Regions from separate parts of the Homo sapiens genome. Here all the other regions are linked to region 1. The links are chromatin contacts, found by Hi-C in ENCODE. All regions are on one chromosome and are shown on one strand. Each heading gives the region's core, a stretch centred on a gene start or an enhancer-like site at or near the end of the contact. The rest is flanking DNA. Distances are from core to core; before and after follow the strand shown.

Region 1 (4,299 bases), core at 263-2,762:
GGCTTTCTCCTGGAGATCACCAGAAAATCAGGGTGAGGAGCAAATGAGAGAAGGACGACAGGGGAGGGAGTGAGTGGGCCATCTCTGGGGTCCTCCAGCCCCATCTCCCTATCTGGGACAGGCCCCTTCTTAGGGGGAAGGTTGTTCTGTGGGCTTGTGCTTGGTGGCTCCTTGGAGACAGCTTAGAAAGAAGAGGCTGTGTCCAAGCCAAGAGTCTATCTCGCCCCATTCCTCCATCTGCAGGGAAAAGGAGGAAGGAGGCAGGGAGGGGCCTTATTCTAAGGTCTCCAGCCCTGGGGGAGGTAGGAGTCTTCCTTTTGCTGCATACTCAGCAACTGAGGGCCAGCCTGTGATGCAGATGCCAATGCCACAGAGCATGGCAGGAGGTCTGTGGCACCTTGTGCTGAGGGGCAGCGCTCCCCCGACTGTGGGCCATGGAGTGGCTCTGGATTCTGTAGGGTTGAGCCCATCTGGTCCTTCCCACAGTAGACATGGAGAAAGGTCTCACTGTGAGCACCAGCCTTGAACTCACCATCTGTTCCAGGTTGTCACCCTCCTCTCTGGGCTTTGCAAGATACTGGTCATACCCCTGGCACCCTGGGGCTCCCAGAACTTCTGGGCCACCCAGAGGCAGAGCCTCCAGGCCTGTATAGACAACACCTGTGTCCTCGGGCCTTGCTGCATCTGTAGTTTCACTGATGCTAAAAGTCCTCAGAAGCCCTGTGTTCCATCTCTCCAGCCTCTGTGGCTCTCCAGGGTTCTGCCCTGCCAGCCTTTCTGCTGGGAAGACCTCCTGCCCCCTGTCCCTTGTCCAACTCTTGATCATTGTTTAAGACTTAACTTAGGCATGGTCGCTTCTTTGGGGGAGTCTTTCCTGGCTCCTCTTCTCCTGTGAGACTTGCCTATCTTTGGGTCACTGTGCTGCTCTAGGGCCTGCTGTCTCTGTCAATGTTAGCATATTCCCCAGGCTAAGCTCAGGGGAGCAACTGCGGCTCCTTCCTCTTTGTATTCTCAATGCTCAGCACAAGGCCTCGCTTAGCGGAGGTGTTAATGAAAGTCTGTCTGTCTTGGCAAGTGGGTAGATGGGTGCATGGGTTGATGGATGGATGGACGAATTTTCTGGCTACTGTCTGTATGGATCTGAGGAGGAATCTCTCTCTTGGCTGGGGAAACCCAAATGGAAATTTCAGATGTCCCTATGTGAAATTTAGCTAAACTCAGTGCTAGTGCCTCTGGGCTGCTTGGGTGTTTATAGCTGAATTAGGCAGATAATTTGCCCCAAACTCTGGCTGCCTGCTCCTGGCTCCTGTTTCCCGGCTGCTCCATGGGCCTGTCTGAGATTGTGCAGGGAAGTGCAGGGCCTGCCCAGCAGGATTTCCGTTCTGTGTGTGCTGCCCTCAAAATGTCTACACACTCAGATGGGGAGGGACTATTTTAGGTCCTGCTGGCCACAAGCACAGCCAGAGGCAGACGATGAGGAGGCCCAGCCTGGCCATCCTCCCGGCGTTGACATGAGGGAACTGGGGCTGGGATCTGAGCCAGAGCTGGGCCTGTGCTGTTTGTGGGAGCACACGGCCACTCTGGCTAGAGCTGCTGGCCAGACCAGCAGCACTGGTGGGAGCTGGGATGGGGCTCCTGGAGGTGTACCCACCTGGGGAGGGGCTGGGCCTCCCCTGGCCTGGGACAGGGGAGGAGGAGGAAATGACACTGATTTGCTCTGATGGGGGAGGCTTGGACCTTGCCCTCATGGAGCTCCCTGTCTGATGAAAGAGACAAAACTCTGTTCTCAAAAGCCTCAAACCCAGCAGGGAGACCAGTTCTGTTCTGCAGGGAGCCCTGGCCCTCTGGGGAAGCCCCTTTTCTGGTATCTGACTTTGTTCCATGTTTTTCTCTGAGATCTATTGCTCTGATTTGGCTGATCCAGGAAATCTTTCACTCACTCGCCTCTCCTCCCTGTCCCTGGCACTCTGAAGGACAGGCGCTCCAAGGCCAACCCAGGAGGCAGCTGACCCCGGGTGCAGTTCCAGTGGTTTGCTAGATAACTATGGCTGGGCTTTCTTCCTCTCCCTCCTTCCCCAGTGCAGATAGCATGAAGGGCCCTGGCTTCTGGGGACAGGAGGGACGAGAGGTCTGGCAGAATCTGGATTTTGGCTGGCTTCTGTCTGCCCCACCGGTGTTTCTCGGCAGCCTGTTCCATCCTCACAGTTGATGCAGCCCTGGCTGGTGCTGGATGTGTTCACTGTGTCCTGGCTGTGGTCCTAGGACCCCTCCTAGCTCAAACCTGCTCTTGCCAGAGTTACCCTTCCATCTTGGTCCCTTCCTGTCACTTTCCTCCGTGACACCTTCTCTCTGCTCCCAAAGCCTTCTTACCAGCATCTGCCTAGGTCCTGGGATGAGCTGGCCACACATTTAGAACATGTCACCGGAGACCCTTGCCTGATGTTCAGGCCATGGGCTGGCACTCACCACGGAGTATTTCTTAGGTTTCTAGAAATGTTTTGGTTTGTGTCGAGAGTGGCCAATTCTGGAGGTGACTCAAAACGTGTATAAGGCAGGTCTGTGCTCAGCATCCCAGGGCTCGTAGATCAGTGTCTGTCTCTAAGGGTAAGGGTGGGGGGCCCTGTTTAGGGGGTGCCTGGCCTGTTTAAACTGTTCTCCATGGTGATGAGGATTGGGATGAGAAATACTCACACGTATTAACTCCACCACTTGTTCTTGGTCTGTGCAGCCATCCTATGTGTAGACTTTAGAGTGGCAGACTAGGGGTGGGGGTGGTGTGTGCACATGAGTGAGCATGACAGGTGGGGGTGGTAGGAGCAGGTGTGTGCACGAGCTTCCATGGGTGCTGGCCAGAGGTGTGTCTAAGCTTGGTGGTGGCATTGCAGGAATTGTGGCCTTGACTTTGAACTTTCTGAGGGCAGGCCTGGGTGTGTCCTCACACAGGGAGAGCAGAAGTGTCCTATTCCATCTAGTTCTCTGCTTTAGAAAACGATATATTCATTTTTTCAGATAATAAAATGATACGTGTTCATTATATAAAATTTGGAAAATATAGAAAAATAATGAAAAAATAGGGCTTACCTCCATCCAAACACACAATTTGAATGCACTGCACCCAACATTTCATTGTCATTCTTTCCTCTTCTTTTTAGGTTTCTCTTTCTGTCTCTGATTCTGTCTCTGACTTCATTTCTACCTTTAAAATAAAATTAAGGCCTTTGTTCACTAGTTGTTGTTGTTTTTTTATTAAGGCAGTTCTTGGTGTTATGATTATGATTAGGGGAAGAAAAACAGTGTTCAGGAACACACAGAGAGCCTGCCACCCCCTGTCCATTTCCTATAGAGGGTCTTGAAGCTCCAAATAGAGGCTGTGCCCCCAGAAATCGCACCTTTGAGGCACTGAGATGCCCCCAGAGCCAGCTGGGTATGGCAAGGGCGGCTCTTGCTTAGCATTCCGAGAGAGCACTCCTAGGTAGAGGGGCTCCTCTTCAAGTCCTCAGAGAAGGAGAATTTCGGGAGGTGGGAATATGTGAGTGTTGAAGAATTAGAGAAATAACTTTTAGGAAGTTCCGACTCTGGTCACAAAGAGACAAGGGATGAGGGGGTGTCCAGAAGATCTCAAATGAGTGATGTCAAAGTGAGGAGATGTTTCATTAACAAGGAGACCAAACTCTTGGAGTCTCCTGGCCCTGCAAGTTCACCATAGGCTAAGCAACCAGGGAAGCTTCTCCGGGAAGGCGGCCTCTGAGGCGGGTGGGTGAACAGGGGAGGACAGGGAGGCTTTCCTGGCAGGCAAAAGGGCTCGGGCAAAGGCTTGGAAGTGGGACTCTGTGTGTATGTTTTATGTGGCAAAGGGGTACGTGTGTGTATGTATGAGTGTATGTGGTAGAGGTGGTGTGTGTGTGTGTGGTAGAGGTGGTGTGTGTGTATGTGGGGTAGAGGTGATGTGTGTGGCAGAGGTGGTGTGTGTGTGGCAGAGGTGGGGTGTGTGTGTGGTAGAGGTGGGGTGTGTGCGTGTGTGGTAGAGGTGGGGTGTGTGTGTGGTAGAGGTGGTGTGTGTGTATGTGGGGTAGAGGTGGTGTGTGTGGTAGAGGTGGTGTGTGTGTGGTAGAGGTGGGGTATATGTGTGTGTGTGGTAGAGGTGGGGTATAAGTGTGTGTGGTAGAGATGGGGTGTGTGTGTGTGGTAGAGGTGGGGTGTGTGTGGTAGAGGTGTGTTTGTGGTAGAGGTGTGTGTGTGTGGTAGAGGTGTGTGTGTGGTAGAGGTGGTGTGTGTGTTTGGTAGAGGTGTTTGTGTGGT
Region 2 (4,208 bases), core at 899-3,398, 270 kb after region 1:
GGAAAGGTCTTGGGCCAAACATTTTTCCACTGGTGAATCAGAGGACAGCAGTAACAGGAGCCAGGCTGGCCTGACCCCAGCCACCTCTGTGAGTCATAGCTGAGGTCCCTGTGCTAATCTTAACCCCTCAGAGAGGACTTGTTGGGACTTGCCACCAAATCTTGACCACCAAAATAGTCTTGGAGCTGACGTGGCCCTGGAAAGCCCTGGCCCATCACAGAAGGGGTCAGAGAATGGAGCCAGGGTAGAGAGGGCTGGTCTGGGAGTTAGGCTGTGCCCCAGCTCTCCCGTGACCTTGAGCAACTCACAGTGAAGTGTTAGCAAGATGGGCTCCCAGGTCCCTTCCAGACATTCTCCCAGACCAGAGCCAAACTGGGTCTGAGAAGGAAGGAACCAGGACCTGAGGCAGCAGAAGGTTTTCAGGCCAGGTCTGGCCCTGCCCTCATCACAGTTGCTCACCAAGGTCCTCGCCTTTTACAGTGCACAGCTAGTGACAGCAACCTTGGTTCTGGGGCCAGCTGCATCCAAAATTTGTTCTGGGATTTTTGACAAGTTGCTTCACAAATCTCCTTTCTACAGGGAAGGCAGTACAGCTAGTGGTTTAAGGCACTGGACTTTGAAGTCAGACTAACCCAGGTGAGAATCACTTAGTCGCTGGGTGTCCTGGGGCAAGTCATTTAAATGTTCAGCAAATTTCAGCTGCTATCATTACCAGCTAGTATGTCTGGTCCTCAATTATGTCCTTCTATAAAAAAAAGAGGATAGCAAGAATGATTTCTAAGTCCCTTTCTCTAGCTGTCCTTTTCTCTAATCAGGTCCTTGACCCTGCACAATCAATTCAGGGACTGGGACCTTGTGGCAAATGAGAGAACAATGAGTTGAGGAAACATCTCTGGGACTACAGAAAAGGGATTTAAGATGCAACACAGGGACTGTGGTGAAACAGAGGTGAGCTCTGGAAAGGCTTGGTGCAGGAGCAGGAGCCAGGCCAAGTTCTGAAGCTCAGTGCAGGGGGCTGAGGCTCGGGTCTGGGAGACTGGAACCTGAGCCCTGATGGCTGGGAGGAAGCCTTCTCCCCAGCTCAGGCTGAGCCTCAGGTTTCCACTGCATTCTGAGCAGAAGAATCTTTCTTTTCACATCATTTCCCCAGATAATCTTTTCATCATGGTCTGAATGACCATTGTGTCAAATTATCTTAAAAGATTATTGAAAATGTTGCACCCCCTCCTTTTCTTCTAGTGTGCTGGTGTGCATGCATGTGTGTGTGTGTCTGTGTGTGTGAGAGAGAGAGAGAGACAGAGAGAGAGAATGGGGGGAAATTGAGCAAGAGAAAGAACAAGAGAGATGCAACTGTGAGTATCCATTGGTGTCCTGTTAGGGCCATATGAACAGACAGATAGGTACATCCTTACTGTCTCCCAGGGATGCTGAAGCCATGGCCGGATGCTAAGGTGAGAAGGTGGGGGCCTAGAAAGGTTGGACCTACAGCACCAAACTCTTGCACAGGCCAGAAAGAGGCCCTGCTTTCTTCATGCCCAACACTAGGACCTGTCTCCCAGAAGGTCCTAGAGCCCCAGAGACAACAGAAGCCTTCTTCTCCCGGTGGGAATGAGTGTGGGGACCTCACCCTCCAGGGAGCTTGGATGGGGCCAGGGTGAGGGCAGAAAGGATGGAGGTGACCCCTCTTGGGAAGGTAAGACCATATGTGAGCCTAAAAGGAAGATGGGTCCTGGGAGGGGTGTGGTGCTGAGTCTGGAGCACCTCACGCGGGTGGGCCTGTTAGACTTCCTCCTCCCAGTCAGGAGAGTCCAGGAGCACTCAGACGTCCTGGGTGCCTGGCAGGGGAGACAAGTCCAATGGATCTGGGATGCAGGGTGCTGGTGGCACAGTGAAGACACAATGGACATTGTTTATAGTGTTGCCAAAGGCTGGAGACTGCAGAGGCCGCTAAGGAGTGGAGAGTGGAGGAGAAAACTACAATTAAATGGCAACCCCAGCGCCGTCTCAATTCCTGCCCTGATAGGGAGGAGAGGGCAGAGCTAATATGGAAAGGGTAGGAAGGGACAGGGCAATCCCTTGACAGAGAGAGCTTTGACTCAGGGGTCAAGGGAACAGCTGTGGAAGCCTCGGGCACATCTGGCTGGGGCTGGGCTGGAAGAGGGTGAGCCTGTGGCTGGCAGGGAGCCAGGGATGTGGTAGAGACAGATAGGGCCTGTGTTTACTGTCCAGCTGAGGTGTTGCAACAGGAAGCTGGCTGGGGGTGGCAGGGAGGAGGCTGCTCAGGCGGAAACTATTTATCTGAAACAGAAGGAACAGCTGGGGAGGGAGGCCAGGCGCAGCAGCCAGCTTTCCAAGGCCACGCAGGATGCCCGTGCCATGGCAGCGAGCCACCCTATCTCCTGCCCAGCCTGCCTGCCTCGCTGCACATCCAGCCCTGCTGTCCTTGTCCAGAGCAGAGCCAGCTGACCAGTCGTCCCCATTCCTAGTCCCCAGCTGGGGCTGTGCTTCCCAGTGGGATGCCCCACCAGACTGCAGGTTTGGCCTGTGGCTGACTACGCTGTGAGGATCCACCATGTGCCAGGCATTGTGAGATAGGTGTGCGTGTTCTCCAGTTTCCAAAGGTGAAAACAGAGGGCATAAGGGATTTGTCCAGGACCACACAAGAAGTTAGCATTGTGGAAGAAACTGCAACCCAAGTCTGTCATATTTACAGAATCGCTCAGGTGTTCCTGCACACGTGGAGGTGGGCTGTGGGCCTGCCCTTGGCCCTGTGGGACTCACCTTCATCCAGCTCACAGCCCACCACCTGAGAAATCAGCAGACCCCACAAACACCCCCTCCCACCAGGAAATGATCCCTCTCCTAAGTCTCTGCACCCACAGCTGGGCACATGGGAACAACAGCAGCCTCTGAGCAAAGATTTCCTATCACAACCAGGTAAGAGGACCCAGTCTGGCAGAAATCTCCTGGAACTCTCCCTCACCTCTACGGAGGGATCTCCAGAATGATTTGGAAGCCTAGGAAAACCGTGAATGCTGACTTCCCTCCTGAAGGAGGCCCGGAGAAGGTGGGAGCATAAAGGAGCAAAGTGGCCCCCTCTTAGGAAGACCTCTGGATTTCCGTCCAGTTTTGAGACAGTGAAGAAGAGGCAGGGGGAGCCCTACCAAAGCAGGACAGGCTTCACCTCATCCCCACTTTAATACCCATCACGGAATGGAGGCTCCAGCCCCACATTCAGTTGATTCTCAGGGAATGTCATTTCCCACCTGGAGGGATGTTGCATTGCCCATCTCACTTTGTGCCCCAGCTGACACTGGGACCTACCTCCTCCAGGTCAGGGTCTTCGCCTCCTACCTCTCTGTATCCATTCATGGAAGGGGGATGAAATCAACAAGAATGGAACATCTAGTATGTGTCCCTTCATGGGCCAAGCACTGTCACTTTCAGTCCTTGCACACTCCTATGAAGCAAATGTGGCCACCTCCAGTTTTCAGATGAAGAAACTGAATCTCAGAGACAAAGGGACTGGCTCAAGTTCAAATAATGAGTCAGCAGCTGGCTTAATTTCAATGGTTGCGTACTGCACACATATTTCATGTCTGTGTGTTGGTAAAGATAAGTGAAGTTATGCCACATAACAAATAGTCCCTACATCTTAACAACAAAGGTTTATCTTCCTCTCACTGAAAATCTGCAGCAGTACTCTTCAGGGCAAGTATCTTTCAAACTTGTTTGGGGCTGGCTTAATCTGGGGCTTTGTCATCTCATCAGAAGACTTCTCATTCACTGGGGTGGGTGATGAGACTGTTCACTGATGAACTGGTCAGAACTAGCCACATGGCCCTGCTCTACCTGCAGGGGAGCAGGACAAATGGGGGAACAGACGGAATGCTGGTGGGCATGTGGAGTATCTGCCACGGCCATGGATGATGCCGGACACTGGGTCCAGTAGCTTGTGCTGGACCCTAAATGACTTCCCACACCCCCTGGGAAGTCCTATCACTATGAATGCCCTCAAGGGGCTCTGAGCTCTACAGTCGCTCTACCCAGGCCGAGCTACTTCAGCTAGTGTAAGCGTAGGGCCCAATCTCAGGTAAGCCTGGAAGGAAAAACCTCTGTGATAGAATTCAAATTAGACCAAGTCCATATTGAAGTCCTATCTTCTTAGTGGCTAACTTCCCTAGGTAACATTCAGTGGTGACCACCCA
Region 3 (4,402 bases), core at 567-3,066, 320 kb after region 1:
CTGTACTTGTGGGGAGGTGTCCAGCTGGGACACAACAAGGCCTTCAGAAGGGAGCACCTGAGAGTTGTTGCCACAGAGATGGTCACTGATTCCAGGCGCAGCCACACTCGTCCAGGGTGTGTGGAGTGAGCCTGGCCAAGACCACAGGACAGAGGGCCTGCAAAGGACCACAGAAGGCACAGCCAGTGGAAGCAGGGGGCATCACGAAGGGGGACGGGTCCAACAGTGTCCAATGCTGAGGGAGGACAGTGCACTGAAGACCAAGATACTTGCATCACTGTTGGTAGTGGAGGATCCAGATGGTCTCGGCAAGAGCCCTTTGGAGGAGAAATGGGGCAGAGCAGAGGCCAGATCTTGGAGCAGGGAAGGAGAAAGCTGGCTGCAGTGAAGCCGAGGAGCAAGCAGAGCTTTGGGGATGAGGTTAGATGCTGGAGCATATTTGCAGCCTGAACAATCACTGACACAGGATGGCAACATGCAGTGCTGGGACCAGGGCTTGCAGAAGGCACCAGGGGGCAGGCTCCCAGGATAGAAGACGACTGGAAGCTTGGAGAGCATGTGAGGCCCTTTTCACCTGAGATGGGAAGGAAGGCAGCTCCGGGCATGAGATGGAGTCATGTGCCCAGCTTGGGGGAGGGACAGGGAAGTGGCATGTTAAAAGCACTCTCTCAGAATGTTGGGGGCACTGCATATTGAGACCCAGGTCCTGCCTTTTCTTTCCAAGCTGATGTTCTTTGTAAGGATGAATCTTGGATTTTCAGCTTTTGCCGGCCACTGGCTGACAAGGTGACCTGTTGAAGGCTGGCCACTGGGCCAGGGCTGGGGAATGTCCAGACTCTAGATAGCACCTGGAAGTACTAGATTCAGGGTCTACTCTCCTTTGCTGTGGTTCAGGGAAGGCTCCTCAGGTGCAGGGTCCCAGCTACAGAGCCTTTTGAGCTTCCTGTATCGAGCAAGCACCAATTACCCATACAAATTAGCAGTGAACTGGATGCCAGGAATGCTGATGCCTTTCTCAAAAAGCCCCAGCCTGGGCACCAACCATGGGCATACTGCCTCCAGAAGACTGCTTCCCATGAGCCACACCTCTGGGGAACAGTCACTGGAACAGCAGGGGGCCAACTGATCCAACGTCCATGTTATTGCTCAACAGCAGCCCGCGGCATATGGTGACGGGAAATGGGCTCACAGTTCAGCCAAAGGGCTGCTGTCTTTGATGATGCAACAACTGCCTTATCTGTGACATGGCAATCTAGAGGGTTCAGAAGGGGAGCTCTTCCACCCTCAGCAACCTCTGTTGCTCAAGCCAGAAATCTGGGAGCTGCCCCTAACTCCTTCCCCCCAAGTCCTGCCCCCAGCAGGAGTCCTGTGGGTCACTTGCCATGTCTGCCTCTCTCTGTGGGCCCAGCCTGGGCTTGGTCAGTCCTCATCATCATGCCCAACCCCCTTTAGGAGGGCATTTGCCTTCATTGCCAGGGGCAGGAGGCCTGCTAGTTGGGGGGAGGAGGGGCAGGTTGGGGATGGCCATGGGCCTGTCCCCCTACCAGGAGGCCCTCAGGTTGACTGTAGGTGACCTGGGCAGGTGTGGCCAGGTGGTTGTAAAGACACTGGAGGGGGTGAGGACCATCTTATGGCCTGGGGGTGGAAAGACTGTGGCTGCTGCTGCCTCTCTGGGGATGATCTCCACATAGTCACATAGCACTAATGGGGACCATTCAGTCTCAGACTGACTTCCCTGATCTGGGCAGCAGAGACTCTGGCTATAAAATTCCTGTTTTATGAGGTTCTCTGGGAAGCCAAAACTCCCCTGGCAGGCCTACCAGGGCAGCCCCAGAGGAGCTCTGCAGAGGAAGCCTCGCTGCCAGGACACATTGCATCTTAGTCACGCTACGAACAACTCAGTTCTCAAAAGCCCAAACACCCAGCCGGCTGTCACAGATCTCAGAGGAGGTCTCTGGCTTCATTATGAAGGGCTGACCATGAATAATGACCCCAAGATCCGGCTCCCGTTGACCCAGGCACAGTAAGAGAAACAGGGTGCAGGGGAAAGTCAGTGCAAGTCCAAGTCTCCGCCTCCATTCTTCGTCAGTCCCCTAAAAGTCCCCCTAGTAGACCTGAGAGAGGGCAGTGCACTGACTCTCCCAGGGAAGAGGATTCATGTGCAAGTGACTCATTGAGGAAATGTTCCCAGGAGAGACCCGCGAAAAGAGAGGGGAAGCAGGGAGGGACAGGGAAGAAGCTAAGTCAGGGTGTGATTTCAGTTGAAGCCCCAGCCTCTGCCTGACCCCGCAGGAGCTCCAGAGCATAGAGTAACGTGCGTCTGTCATCCTAGAGATAAAGAACCTGAGCTTTCACGTTCCTACACGAATTGGGACTTAACTTCAATCTGTCCCAGGTGCATAGAAACTCTTGGCACTTCTAGATCTCCTACAGTCCGGGTGAGGCAGCTCCAGTGACCCGAAAGTAGCTTTCAAAGGTGCACACTCTTAGAAGCAAAGCTTTCAGGAGCTGGGGATGGACACACAGGACTGGCAAAGGGTATGTGGGTAGAGCCCAGTGGCATCCTTTACACCTGGTGATGTCATTGGTTAGAGGTTGCCTCCCAGAGCTGAGAAAATGTATTAAAAGGCCTCTTTGCTCCCAGAGCTCTGAAACATTTGCCTAGGTGGTAGGCCCAAATTTTTGCAAACTGCCTATTCCGTTTCCTGGGTGGGTGCCCACAGGCCGGACCTAAAGCCAAGTCTCTCGTTCCCACCAAAAGGACAAATCCTCTGTTCTGTCAGGATTAGACATACCAGCCTGTTGCTTTCAATCTTAGCAAGAGGTAGCCACTTCTTGTTCTGTAAACTTCAAATGTGGGATCACAGTGACTACCCCCACTGATCCCTGTCACAACATTCCACCCAACAGAGGCCCCAGTTGAAAACCATCCACCCTCTTCCCAGAGTGGATCACACTGGCCTGGCCTTCGGCTCCCAGGCAGGAACCTCTGGGCTGTGTGGTTTTAGTGTTGAACAGATGTGTCCTGAGAACCTTGATGCCCACCTCACAACTCTGGAATCACATAGGAAAAGAAAAAATCCCGTTTTTAAGTGGGATAAGGGAGAACTGGTCCCTAGGCCCCTCCTTTCTCTCTGGGACTTGGAGCATTAGGTTCAGCTGTGTAGCTTTTGTATGATCAGCACAAAGACTAGACTAAGGGACATGACAAGCACCCACTCCTGCAAGGGCTCCAAGCCATCAAGGCTGTGCACTTGGGCCATGACCTGGGCCTTTCAGAACTAAAGTCAATAAACTCTGAACCTGAACCTGAGCTCTTGCAGAGAAGCAATGGAAGATAGACTCTGTGGTCATGGTTCACTTTTCTTTTGGTTACAAAGAAGCTGCCATCAAAATGTTATTAGGAACCAACCATAGTTTGCATTTTTTAATATAATTTTTCCCTTACTTTCCTTTTACTCTCTCCACACCCTGCCAGGTTAGGGGGCTATCTACCCAGACATTTCCTTTTGAGGATTCCTTAATTTTCATGGAAAGTAGCAATCTTCTTGCCTTCTTGCTCAGCAGAGCTCATGGCCATGTCTTAAATCAACAACAGAGGATATTTTCACTCTGGTTGTTTGCCTGAAATTTTAACCTGAATTCTGCTACTCAGTTCTATTCAAAAGCTTGGTTTATAGAAATGGTCATCATGAGGGTAGGAGGGTGATTCGTGGTAATATTGAAAATCTCATTCCCAAATCAAGCCCCGCCATCCTGTCATGACAGAGCTCCTACCTGGGCCACATGGCTTTGAACTCCCCTATAATTGCTGTTATTTAATTGTCTTTTGGGCCTCAGCTTGCATTTCATTTCTATAATCAGTACTAAGTTTTGTATAACTGTATATATGGTTTGAAACTTTGTAAAGTTATCTGAAATGTACTATTTATTATGAGGAATTGCATAAACCTCATCTGTCACAGTACCTATTGCTCCCAGGAGCAATTCATAGGAGAAAAATCTCTCTGATCTCATGGCCAAGAAGCCACAGCCACTGGTCTGCTTTTGAGAATCCTATAAATCATCATCTGTTTCTCTTTGCTTCAGCTGTTAGGAAGCTCCAAGCCAAATTAGCATCCTATCTCTATTAGCACATGTGTGAGAGTTTCTATAGACTAGCTGGGTGGGGGGACGCACATCTTCAACTTTACTGGGTATTATCAATTTATTGTCCATGGAGGCTGCAGCAATTTACACTCCCATCAAGTGAGCCACAGGGTTCCTGCTTCCCCCTGTCATCATGTCATGATGCTTGCTTTTTGCCAAGCTGAGATGTCTGAAGTGGAACCTCATTGCTTCTTCAATTTGTATTTTCCCAATTTTTCAGGGGCACCTTTTCATGTATTTATTGGCCTTGGGG

Evidence for each region. Hi-C counts contacts between places; a loop is a spot of excess contacts on that map. Pooled maps may share reads with other maps.
Region 2: a map of gastrocnemius medialis shows a loop between it and region 1 (1.9-fold over the local background). The contact joins two enhancer-like sites. A Hi-C loop is called at or near these places in 6 of 168 maps with a recorded cell type or tissue (aorta, ascending aorta, cardiac septum and 3 more), 2 of 37 single-sample maps with no recorded cell type and 13 of 50 pooled maps.
Region 3: a map of IMR-90 shows a loop between it and region 1 (3-fold over the local background). The contact joins two enhancer-like sites. A Hi-C loop is called at or near these places in 2 of 168 maps with a recorded cell type or tissue (IMR-90 and chondrocyte) and 9 of 50 pooled maps.

What each region holds. Positions count from the first base shown.
Region 1 is chr2:71,613,684-71,617,982 of GRCh38, forward strand. The region is part of intron 40 of DYSF (dysferlin); the gene reads left to right. Among named protein-coding and RNA genes, the nearest start is that of DYSF, 150 kb to the left of the region's middle. Within about 2 kb of position 1,513, at least 22 of the 41 ENCODE cell types and tissues checked have a DNase peak (open chromatin) inside an H3K27ac peak, as active enhancers do; they include gastrocnemius medialis, where a contact is called at or near this core.
Region 2 is chr2:71,880,928-71,885,135 of GRCh38, forward strand. No RefSeq gene overlaps it. Among named protein-coding and RNA genes, the nearest start is that of CYP26B1, 260 kb to the right of the region's middle. RefSeq lists an enhancer at 1-730. Within about 2 kb of position 2,149, at least 10 of the 41 ENCODE cell types and tissues checked have a DNase peak (open chromatin) inside an H3K27ac peak, as active enhancers do; they include gastrocnemius medialis, where a contact is called at or near this core.
Region 3 is chr2:71,933,560-71,937,961 of GRCh38, forward strand. No RefSeq gene overlaps it. Among named protein-coding and RNA genes, the nearest start is that of CYP26B1, 210 kb to the right of the region's middle. Within about 2 kb of position 1,817, at least 7 of the 41 ENCODE cell types and tissues checked have a DNase peak (open chromatin) inside an H3K27ac peak, as active enhancers do.